2 separate regions of the Homo sapiens genome follow, and region 2 is linked to region 1. Evidence: read pairs that join two places in POLR2A ChIA-PET (ENCODE). Cell type or tissue: PC-3. All regions are shown on one strand. Links, peaks and the distances in the headings refer to the core of each region. The heading gives the core; the rest is flanking DNA.

The links. Peaks named below come from ENCODE experiments on the same cell type or tissue, not always from the same donor. Only the 100,000 strongest peaks of a DNase experiment are listed, where the experiment ranks them.
Region 2: POLR2A ChIA-PET joins it to region 1 with 6 read pairs; 1 of 35 experiments calls an interaction of 5 or more read pairs at or near these places.

Annotation. Positions count from the first base shown.
Region 1 is chr11:102,787,997-102,794,613 of GRCh38, reverse strand. MMP1 (matrix metallopeptidase 1) reads left to right here. Exons shown (of 10, transcript NM_002421.4): 7 at 1,876-2,009; 8 at 3,119-3,281; 9 at 3,808-3,911; 10 at 4,093-4,695. The coding sequence ends at 4,202. It also overlaps the pseudogene WTAPP1. Among named protein-coding and RNA genes, the nearest start is that of MMP1, 6.9 kb to the left of the region's middle. In PC-3, for the core only: no CTCF peak of the experiment used is centred there; a DNase peak (open chromatin) is centred at 2,783.
Region 2 is chr11:102,339,617-102,343,616 of GRCh38, reverse strand. No RefSeq gene overlaps it. Among named protein-coding and RNA genes, the nearest start is that of BIRC2, 5.6 kb to the left of the region's middle. In PC-3, for the core only: a CTCF peak has its summit at 1,689 (motif pointing left); a DNase peak (open chromatin) is centred at 1,646.

The DNA of each region.
Region 1 (6,617 bases), core at 558-4,557:
AGAGGGCACCAATGCTGGGAAAGTCCCCAAGAACTGATGAAATCCCTCCTGGGACAGATAGGGGCAGCCACAACATGGTGCTTCCCTCTTCAAAGAAGAATCCTAGAACTCCCTCTGCAGCATGTGGACTCAAAAAGTTGGGGTCATCTCACATGCAAGGAGGAGGCCTGCTCTCTGTACCATAGTGATTCCTAAAGGATCAGGCAAAATAATAACACACTCTTTTGGTGTGTTATTGCACACCGCATTTGGTGAATGATGCAGTCCACAGAAAGATCAACACATAGAAATTCAGGGTGGCCTGAAAGGCTCATTCTCTGCAGCCTCTCAAGTGCTGTGGCACTGTTTTACTACTCTGTAGTCGCATCTCTCCTAGAATTCAGGGCACTGGCTCATAATTCTTTCTGCCCTCTCTTTACTTTTTAAGTGTAAAAGATAAGGCTGGAGGTAAACTATACAGGGTGTGGTTCAATGCTGGGACAAGTTAAGAAAACACATGGTTTTAAAGGAAACCTCTCAGTACAACAGGACACACCTATCAAACCAAATATTACTAGATGGAACAGGACCAATTTGAGGATTTGCCAGAATTGAAAGGACACAGAGATCATTTAAATGTCGCCATGTCGAGGAGACATGAAAGGCTAGAGATAGAGATAGTAACTGATTTGCCTAAGGCATCACAGCCAGGCAGAGGAAGGACTGGACCTAGAAGTCAGGTTTCCGACAGCCAAGGCCGTAGGCTTCCCTGTGGCCTGGAATCTGGAGCTCTTCTGTGTCAGCCCACATAACAGTCTATGCTGTGCTGTTACCCTAGTCCCTATTAAGCTCTATAATCCACTTTGTGTAAATACTACTAACCAAGGGACAACAAAGGGATTGGCTGCCAGAGCGGAGTTTAAAAATCAACCTTAGCCTCTTACCAGCTGGGTGGCCTTAGACACCTCCCTTAGTCTCCCCAACCTCAATTTCTCATCCTCAAATACTCTCTTGTAGTGTCCTTGTGATAAGGTCTGATGTAAGGAATGGGCCTGGTGTGTTGTAAGTAATCACTAAATAATAGGATATTAGAGTCATGGTCCAGTTGGTAATGTGCACAGCCGATCCCTAATGGCTCACCAAAGCTGACTGTTAAATTTTGAAGAATTTTGCAAGCTAGCTGTGAACCATAGCCATTATTAAAAATTAAATTATAGGCCAGGTGCAGTGGCTCACACTTGTAATCGCAGCACTTTGGGAGGCGGAGGCGGGGGAATCATTTGAGATCAGGAGTTCAAGACCAGCCTGGCCAATATGGTGAAACCCTGTCTCTACTAAAAGTACAAAAATTAGCTGGGCGTGTTGGCCTGTACCTGTAATCCCAGCTACTCAGGAGGCTGAGGCAGGAGAATCCTTGAATCTGGGAGGCAGAGGTTGCTCTGAGCCAAGATTGTACCACTACACTCCAGCCTGGGTGAGAGAGTGAGACTCTGTCTCAAAAAAGTAAATAAATAAAAAAGAGATAAAACTTAAATTATATAAACAAAATTAAATTACATTAAAATAAAAGGTAATAAAAATAATAAAAATTCATCAGTTTGTCATAATTTTTACTGCATTTTTCTACTTATTTATGTTCTTAAAGTTACTTATGCCTATTTTATTTGTATGCTATACAATGGTGCTCCACTGAGACTCTTGAAATTCATCATAATGGGAGTATTTCAAGCTAGTGAAATCAGCAAATGCTATAAACCAACCCTTCTTTGGAGAGCTGAATGTTATACATTTACCAGCACACCACTAGTGCCAGCAACAAGAAGGAGCTGGAGCTGGATATCTGCCAGAGATTACCAGAAATTAGATGGAAACTTTTCTTGCTTTTTTTCTAATCAGATTCTACATGCGCACAAATCCCTTCTACCCGGAAGTTGAGCTCAATTTCATTTCTGTTTTCTGGCCACAACTGCCAAATGGGCTTGAAGCTGCTTACGAATTTGCCGACAGAGATGAAGTCCGGTTTTTCAAAGGTAATCTTTCTAATTATTTTTCACTGCTTTAATAAATCAATTTTTCATTCCCTTTGGGGCTGAGATATAAGGTTACTAGCTACATTCTCTCCAGGGACTTTTGAAAATCTCAGTCTCACCAACCAAATCAATGAAAGTCCATCAACTTAACTAAACGGTGCGTAGCGCATTTTGGAGTCATTTTAAACAAAAGGCAAATGACTGGAGATAGAACGTTCTGGCCTTTTTAATGAATCTAGATTTACAAAAATATTTTCTGCACAAACTATGTATTTAAAACCCCCTCCATATTCCTGGGAGTACTCAAAGTAAAACTCGAGACACTATGCCACGCACCAATATTTTTGCAAACGTGTGTTTAACGTAGTACAATGAGTAAGACATTTGACTCAGCCATACACTCAAGGCAAAGAATTAAATGCAGGTCAGATGGGCCAAACGCTTTGAAACAGGATTTTTAGCCTTTAAATTATGAAATTAAATGGATGTTAGAGACAGAAAGTTTCAAATTCCTTTTTCATGAGGGGTAAATAGCACGTGTGTACAGTAACAGAAATCTTGGCTTTAGTATATGAGACCAGCTTTATGTGATGAGGGGCTTACTGAGTATAAACACGGAATCTGGACACAGCATTAATTCAAGTATTTGGAACTATCTTCTAGTCAAATGCAGTGATTTGAATCCAGGATTGCAAACCCTTACAGGTTATGAGTCACTACAGCACTTCACCCTTTATGATACAAATGGTTTGAACTTCCACAGTCCATGAGCAAACCTGGAGAACCGAAGTTTATATCACCAAGGTGGCATAACTAACTCTTTAGTCATTTGAACATCTGACTGTGGAAAGAAGCCCCCAACTCCATAAACAAGTCATTCTCAAAGCTTGCTGCAGATTAGAATCAACTAAGAAGCTTCCAAAGATAGACACATTTAATTGGTCTGGGATAGGGTCCTGGCATCAGTATTTTCAAAAATCTCCCTAGATGATTCTAATCTGCAGCCAGGGTACTGCACTAGCATGTGAAACTAAGAACTTAGCTGAAAATTCACTTACTGCCTATTGAAGTCTTAGGCAAGTGTTTTATCACTCTTTCTTGATTGGCAGGGAATAAGTACTGGGCTGTTCAGGGACAGAATGTGCTACACGGATACCCCAAGGACATCTACAGCTCCTTTGGCTTCCCTAGAACTGTGAAGCATATCGATGCTGCTCTTTCTGAGGAAAACACTGGAAAAACCTACTTCTTTGTTGCTAACAAATACTGGAGGTAAGTTTAAGTGCAGAGAATGTTAGGGCCTCAGTTCTTTCTACATAAAAAGTTCTAGAATAGCCCATTTCAAAGTGAGTCTCAAACTGCCTTGGCCGGCATCCTTTCCTTCAGATGGCTGGTGCCAATCTATCATCTATTTAGTCTATTGACCAATAATCATCACACAATGCCTGCACTGGGAATCCAGAGAATGTAGGGGGATGAATTTTAAAAGGATGTAGAATTGAGGACATTCATCTTAACGGAGCTACTTTGGCCAAAAGTTACTTATCTTCCATAGTATGTTACCTCGATAGGACATAGCGTAGAACCTACTGGAGAATTCGATGCTGGATTTCAGAGGGGCCTTAAAGGCCTTTTAGTTCACCCAACATTCCACCTTATCCCATCCACTCCCCATTTCACAAATGATCTATAAAATGAAATATTCTGGTTAAATTCCTCATTGTGTATTTTCTGTAATGATTTTCAGAGTGCACATGTTTAGCAAAAGGTCTGACACTCTTAACTCTTTTCTGACCAGGTATGATGAATATAAACGATCTATGGATCCAGGTTATCCCAAAATGATAGCACATGACTTTCCTGGAATTGGCCACAAAGTTGATGCAGTTTTCATGAAAGATGGTAAGTGAATATACATGTATTTCCTCCATTTCATTGCCGTAGCAATAACATCATTATTGTTAGTTGGAACAGCAAATGCCAAAAATATCTGTGCTCACAGATGAATTGGTTTCTCAAGAATTCAAGTTAAACCTAGAAACTACTTGTATAATGTAGTAAGTCTCTTTTGTTTTGTTTCTAGGATTTTTCTATTTCTTTCATGGAACAAGACAATACAAATTTGATCCTAAAACGAAGAGAATTTTGACTCTCCAGAAAGCTAATAGCTGGTTCAACTGCAGGAAAAATTGAACATTACTAATTTGAATGGAAAACACATGGTGTGAGTCCAAAGAAGGTGTTTTCCTGAAGAACTGTCTATTTTCTCAGTCATTTTTAACCTCTAGAGTCACTGATACACAGAATATAATCTTATTTATACCTCAGTTTGCATATTTTTTTACTATTTAGAATGTAGCCCTTTTTGTACTGATATAATTTAGTTCCACAAATGGTGGGTACAAAAAGTCAAGTTTGTGGCTTATGGATTCATATAGGCCAGAGTTGCAAAGATCTTTTCCAGAGTATGCAACTCTGACGTTGATCCCAGAGAGCAGCTTCAGTGACAAACATATCCTTTCAAGACAGAAAGAGACAGGAGACATGAGTCTTTGCCGGAGGAAAAGCAGCTCAAGAACACATGTGCAGTCACTGGTGTCACCCTGGATAGGCAAGGGATAACTCTTCTAACACAAAATAAGTGTTTTATGTTTGGAATAAAGTCAACCTTGTTTCTACTGTTTTATACACTTTCTATATTTATTATTGTTACTTTCTGATGACAACGCCACCCTTACAGAGACTGCTTTTCAAATTTGAAATGGGAAGTAGACAATATAAAAAATGTTCATGTGGGAAATGAGGATATACAAAAAACTCAACTATTCTCTATTCACATGGAATTTATACCATATAAACTGGGGTGGGGGAGGGGAATCCATTTCCCTTGCCCCATTTATGGATTCCAAAAGTGGTTTTAGGTAAAATCAGTGACATCATGGTAGAGCGTTCTAGGTGTATGTCATTTTGTCTCTTCTGAACATATGGGAGGGTTCCATTTTCCCACAGTCCAACTCCTTGCAGAGTTGGGTGGTGGGCAGTGGGGCATCTGACTACTTCTAGCCAGAGGGTTGAGTGAAGAAGTGACAAATATCATTTTCAGACTGGAACATTTAATTGCTGGTGGAAATTTCTCTAGTAGTCTACTCCTTCTGTCCTGTGGTAGAAGTACATCATGAGAGAGTTGCCACAAGACAGAACAAGCTGAATTGCTGGAGGTAAATGCTCCAAATAGTTACACAAACCTCAGTAGACTTTGCTTAAGCAGGAAATCAAATTTTAGGCTGGCCATGGTGGCTCACACCTATAATCCTAGCATTTTGGGTGGCTGAGACAGGAGGATTGCTTGAGACTAGGAGTTTGAGACCAGCCTGGGCAACATAGTAAGGCTCTACGTCTACAAAAAAAAATTTAAAAATAGCTGAGTATAGTGGTACACACCTGTATTCCCAGCTACTCTGAGGGCTGAGATGGGAGGATCACTTGAGCCCAGGAGTTGGAGGCTTCAGTGAGTCATAATCGCACCACTTTATTAGTTCGTTCTCACATTGCTATAAAGAATTACCTCTGACTGGATAATTTATAAAGAAAAGAGGTTTAATTGGCTCACGGTTTCACCGGCTGTACAGGGAGCATGGCTGGAAAGACCTCAGGAAACTTATAATCATGACAGAAGGTGAAAGAGAAGCCGGCATGTCCTACGTGGCTGGAGCAAGAGGAAGAGAGAGAGCAGGTGGAAGTGCTACACACTTTCAAACAACCAGATCTTGTGAGAACTCACTCACTATCACAAGAACAGCAAAGGGGAAATCCACTCACATGATTCAGTTACCTCCCACCAGATCCCTCCTCCAACGCTGAGGAATTACAATTCCACACAAGATTTGCCTCGGGACACAGAGCCAAACCATATCACCGCTGCGCTCCAGCCTGGGTTACAGAATGAGATTCTTGTCTCTAAACATATATACAACTTTTATTTCCTAAGCCACTAAGATTTTCTATTTGATTAATGCTGCATAATATAGTTTGTCAAGATAATCACTAGTTTATCATGACTAATTTGGGAGGAAAGTTTATGTAGGCAGGAGTCTTGCAAGTAGCTTTACACAGGCAGAAGCAAGCTCTACACAGGCAGAAGTAGTACCTCCCTCTTGCCAGAGGAGCACAAACTATGCTTGCATGGAGAATTGATAAAGACCTCATTTGAGACAAAAACCTCACAAGATAGTGCTTGCCCTCATCCCAGATTGATCTTCCCTCTGCTCATTATTTTCAGGCAAATGACTAAGATCAGGTCTCAGCATAGTTCAGATCCTAGCTATGGTAGGAAATATAGGTTACTAACCAAAAGAATTATAGGACCTGGGCATTAAGTATCATCAGAAATCAAGGAAACACATATGGGAGTAAATCTGAAAGGCATCAGATTAAGTTGGGGGATGTAAGGCTGAAGAGAGAAGAATTTATTGACATCGATACACACATTCTTGACTTGGGAATCAATTTCCTAGAAAGGAAACCAGGAGCTTGTCTAATACTCTGCTGACATGGATTCTCAAATCTTGGACACAATGATGTCCTGTGGCATATGAGGTGGAGATGCCA
Region 2 (4,000 bases), core at 1-4,000, 450 kb after region 1:
CAACAGGTAGAGTAAGGAGGGTCAGTGGATAGAAAAGTACTAAAAGGAGACATCAGGGGTGGTAGGATTCTTGCTGAAGGCAGGCTAAGGGCTTATACTTCAGAAGTGGAGAATGAGGAACTTGATCAGATACCCAGAGTGGCGGGATCCTCACTAAACTGACAGGATTCTTATTAAGACTGAGGTAGGCCGACAATTACAGGTGGGGTAGGGCCCAAAGTCAAGGCCTAGTCAAGAAGAGGGCTCAGAAGAGGCTCAGAAGTTTGGTCAAAGAGATAGTCTTTGTCAGTATGTACACAAATGACATGCATATATTCCTGAATTTTTGAATTTTTTAAAAAATTCAAATAGGACATTAAGAACTTACAAATTTGGGTCACATCAGAACTTCCCTTTCCAACTTTTAGTCACTTGCAGGCATCCCAAGCATTATGTTTTCATCTGTTTAAAAAAAAAAAGTCACTTTATATTTCTGTGGTAAGACTTTGGGTTTTAATTTTCATAAAACCCTTCATTAGGGTTTTGGAACTAGAGAGGATCCAATAGCTCCCTTGATTTAATCAGTTTATTTTGTATATGAGCACTCAGCCAAGGTAATTGCTAAAAAGATTTTTATAGATAATATTGAGACTCTTAAAATCCAAGACAGCTTTAAAATGTTGGCATCTGTATCAAAAGTCAGGTTTTAAAAATTTACAGAAATATTATTTAAAGGCTTAATTAGTAAACCTTAATAATTTAATGTAAATTAGAATTTCAGCAACTCCAGTTTCAAAAATCAATGAATTAAAAGTTAGGAAAATAAAGGTGTTAAAGACGGCCTGAGTATATTGGGCGCATATTGTTTGCTTCTTCACGTCAGTCTGGGACCATTAGCTCAAAACTTACCTTATCTAAGCTCAAAATTTTATCCATGTAATTGCTCAAATGTAGCTCCGATGGGCCGGGTGCAGTGGCTTACGCCTGTAATCACGGCACTTTGGGAGGCCAAGGCAGGCAGATTGCCTGAGGTCAGGAGTTTGAGACCAGCCTGGCCAACATGGTGAAACCCCATCTCTACTAAAAATTACAAAAATTATCCGGGCATGGTGGTGCATGCCTGTAGTCCCAGCTACTTGGGAGGCTGAGGCAGGAGAATCTCTTCAACCCAGGAGGTGGAGGTTGCAGTGAGACATTGCACTCCAGCCTGGGATACAGAGCAACACTCCATCTCAAAGAAAAAAAAAAGTATATATATATATATATATATATATATATATATATATATATATACATACACACACACACACACACACACACACACACACATAGCTCAGATGGCCATGTTTTTAGCCATTTAGAGTCTGCCTGCTAGCCAAAGATAAAACCGTACCTGGCATCTGTTAACCAAAGATAAGACAAAGCATAGAGCTATAAAAGACCCCAAACCTCTGCTGCCCTTCCAAGTTCTCTAACTCAGAGACTCCCTATCTTATCTTGTAGCTGTACAACATCCTAGACAGATAAACCCCATTTCTGCTTCTCCCCTACCCCAGGAGTAGTTCCCTTGCCTTCTTCCCCTTCTGCATGGTGGCCATACACCTCTGCCTCTGGAAGGTGTCCAGCTGTGAGGGATGTCCTCCTTACATGCAGTCTGTCAAGCACCACCCAAATAAAGCTTGTTGCATGCTACTGCCACCTTGTGGTCACATCTCTTCTTTGATCAGCCCCAAAATCCTTGAACTCAGAAAAACCTTATGTTTAGGAGAAAATAGTCACAAGAAATACTGACAAACACAAGGCAGAGAGGACCTTGTTCTTCCTGTACATATTTCCTGTCAAGGAAGGAAAAAAGAATTCTAGGATCCCAAAAGCCGATGGAAGTCCAGGAAAAGCCTTTCCTATGGATTTCCAGAAGGCAATCATGCAAGGGACTAAGCCCACAGAGGCACAGAGATGTTAAATAATTGCCCAAGCTTACTCTGCTGTGATTGGAATCCGAAGACTGAACTTTCAATTCCTGTGCTACTGCCTCTCCTAAATTACAGTGTCTCAAATCAGATAATGAATATAGACACTTAGTACATTTGAGTTCCATAAATATCAAGCTGGGCGTGGTGGCTCACGCCTGTAATCCCGGCACTTTGGGAGGCTGAGGTGGGTGGATCACTGGAAGCCAGGATTTCAAGACCAGCCTGGCCAACATGACGAAACCCCGTCTCTACTAAAAATACAAAAACCAGGTGTGGTGATGCACACCTGTAATCCCAGCAACTTGGGAGGCTGAGGCATGAGAATTACTTGAGCCTGGGAGTCGGAGGTTGCAGTGAGCTGAGATCACACCATTGCACTCCAGCCTGGGCAACAGAGTTAGACTCTGTCTCAAAAACAAGAACAAAACAAAATACCAAAAGTAAATAAATGTCAGTTAATTGTTGTTATTAAGATTCTAATGCCTATATCTGTACCTTATGCTCTTTCCAGAGTTGAAATGCCATGCCTCCTCATCAGAAATCAGTTCCAATTCCCATCTCCTACATGAATCCTTTTAAACTAGGGTGATCTTTCCTCTCTAAAGATTCCTTTTGATATCTAAAGGCAGAATTTGGCCCATGATCTACTTTATCAATTATTCTGCCTTAGTACTTTATCAGCAGTGGTATTTAAAGAGGAAGAAATCTCTCACATTCCATGTTCACTCACAGGAAGCCATTCATTCATTCATTTACTCAATAAGGGTCTTTTCTGTCAGGCCCTGTGCTCAGTGCTACACATATAATGGTGAACAGAAAACATGATTATTGTCCTCGTGGAAAATTTGACAACAGACTATGGCATTAAAAACTGTAAATATAAATTGTGTTAAGTGTTATGAAGAAAAAGAACAAAGGGTCTACTAAAGAGACTATCAAAGGGATATAATCTAGATGGGAGAAGTCAGAGAAAGACAGTCTGAGAAAGTAACATGGAGGCTGACACCTGAAGAATGAGTAGGAATTTGCCAGGGAAAGAGTGAATGAAAGAAGATTCCAGTCAAAGACCCTGAAGCAAAAGAGAGTTTGACATATTTAGAAACTGATGAAAACCAAGGTGGCTGAAAGACAGTGAGCAATGGGTAGAGTGGCAGAAAATAAAGTTGAAGACTATCAAGGGACATGTTGACCTGAGGAGGAGCAGGAATATTGTGCAACTTGAAAAAATACCTGTTATTTGCACAGTACAAACTCTGCAAATGAGACCTTGCCTAAATCTTGACTCAAGATTTAGAAGTGGGCATGGTTTTTTTTGTTTTGTTTTGTTTTGTTTTTTGAGCTGGAGTTTCACCCTTGTTGCCCAGGCTGGAGTGCAATGGCGTGATCTCGGCTCACCGTAACATCTGCCTCCTGGGTTCAAGCAATTCTCCTGCCTCAGCCTCCCCAGTAGCTGGGATTACAGGCATGTGCCACCACACCCAGCCAATTTTTTGTATTTTTAGTAGAGACGGGGTTTCTCCATGTTGATCAGGCTGGTCTTGAACTCCCGACCTCAGGTGATCCGCCCACCTTGGTCTCCCAAAGTTCTGGGATTACAGGCATGAGTCACCACGTCCGACCAGGAGTGGGTGTAGTTTTTAAGAGATTGAGTAATACTGACCCACTGATCCTTTTTGTTTCAAGCGTACTTGTATTGCTTTTAAAATAGTGAATCTCTTAAACATCACATCTGTTTTGCCTGGAATTTTCTTTCTTTTTAATTATTTATTAAGACATGGTCTTACTATGTTGCCCAGACTGGTCTTGAGCTCCTAGACTCAAACGATCCACCTGCCTTGGCCTCCTAAAGTTCTGGGATTACAGGTGTGAACCACTGCATCTGGTCTTGAATTTTCTTAGTAACATACATAGTGTCTACTATGATGTGCAAGACAACAAAAGGAGGTGACATCTTCTCCAATAGGAGCTGAATATGGTTCAATCACATTGCCTGTGACCACAAAGGAACTTAATGGCTAATGGTATCAAGCGATATAAGGAAATTAAGA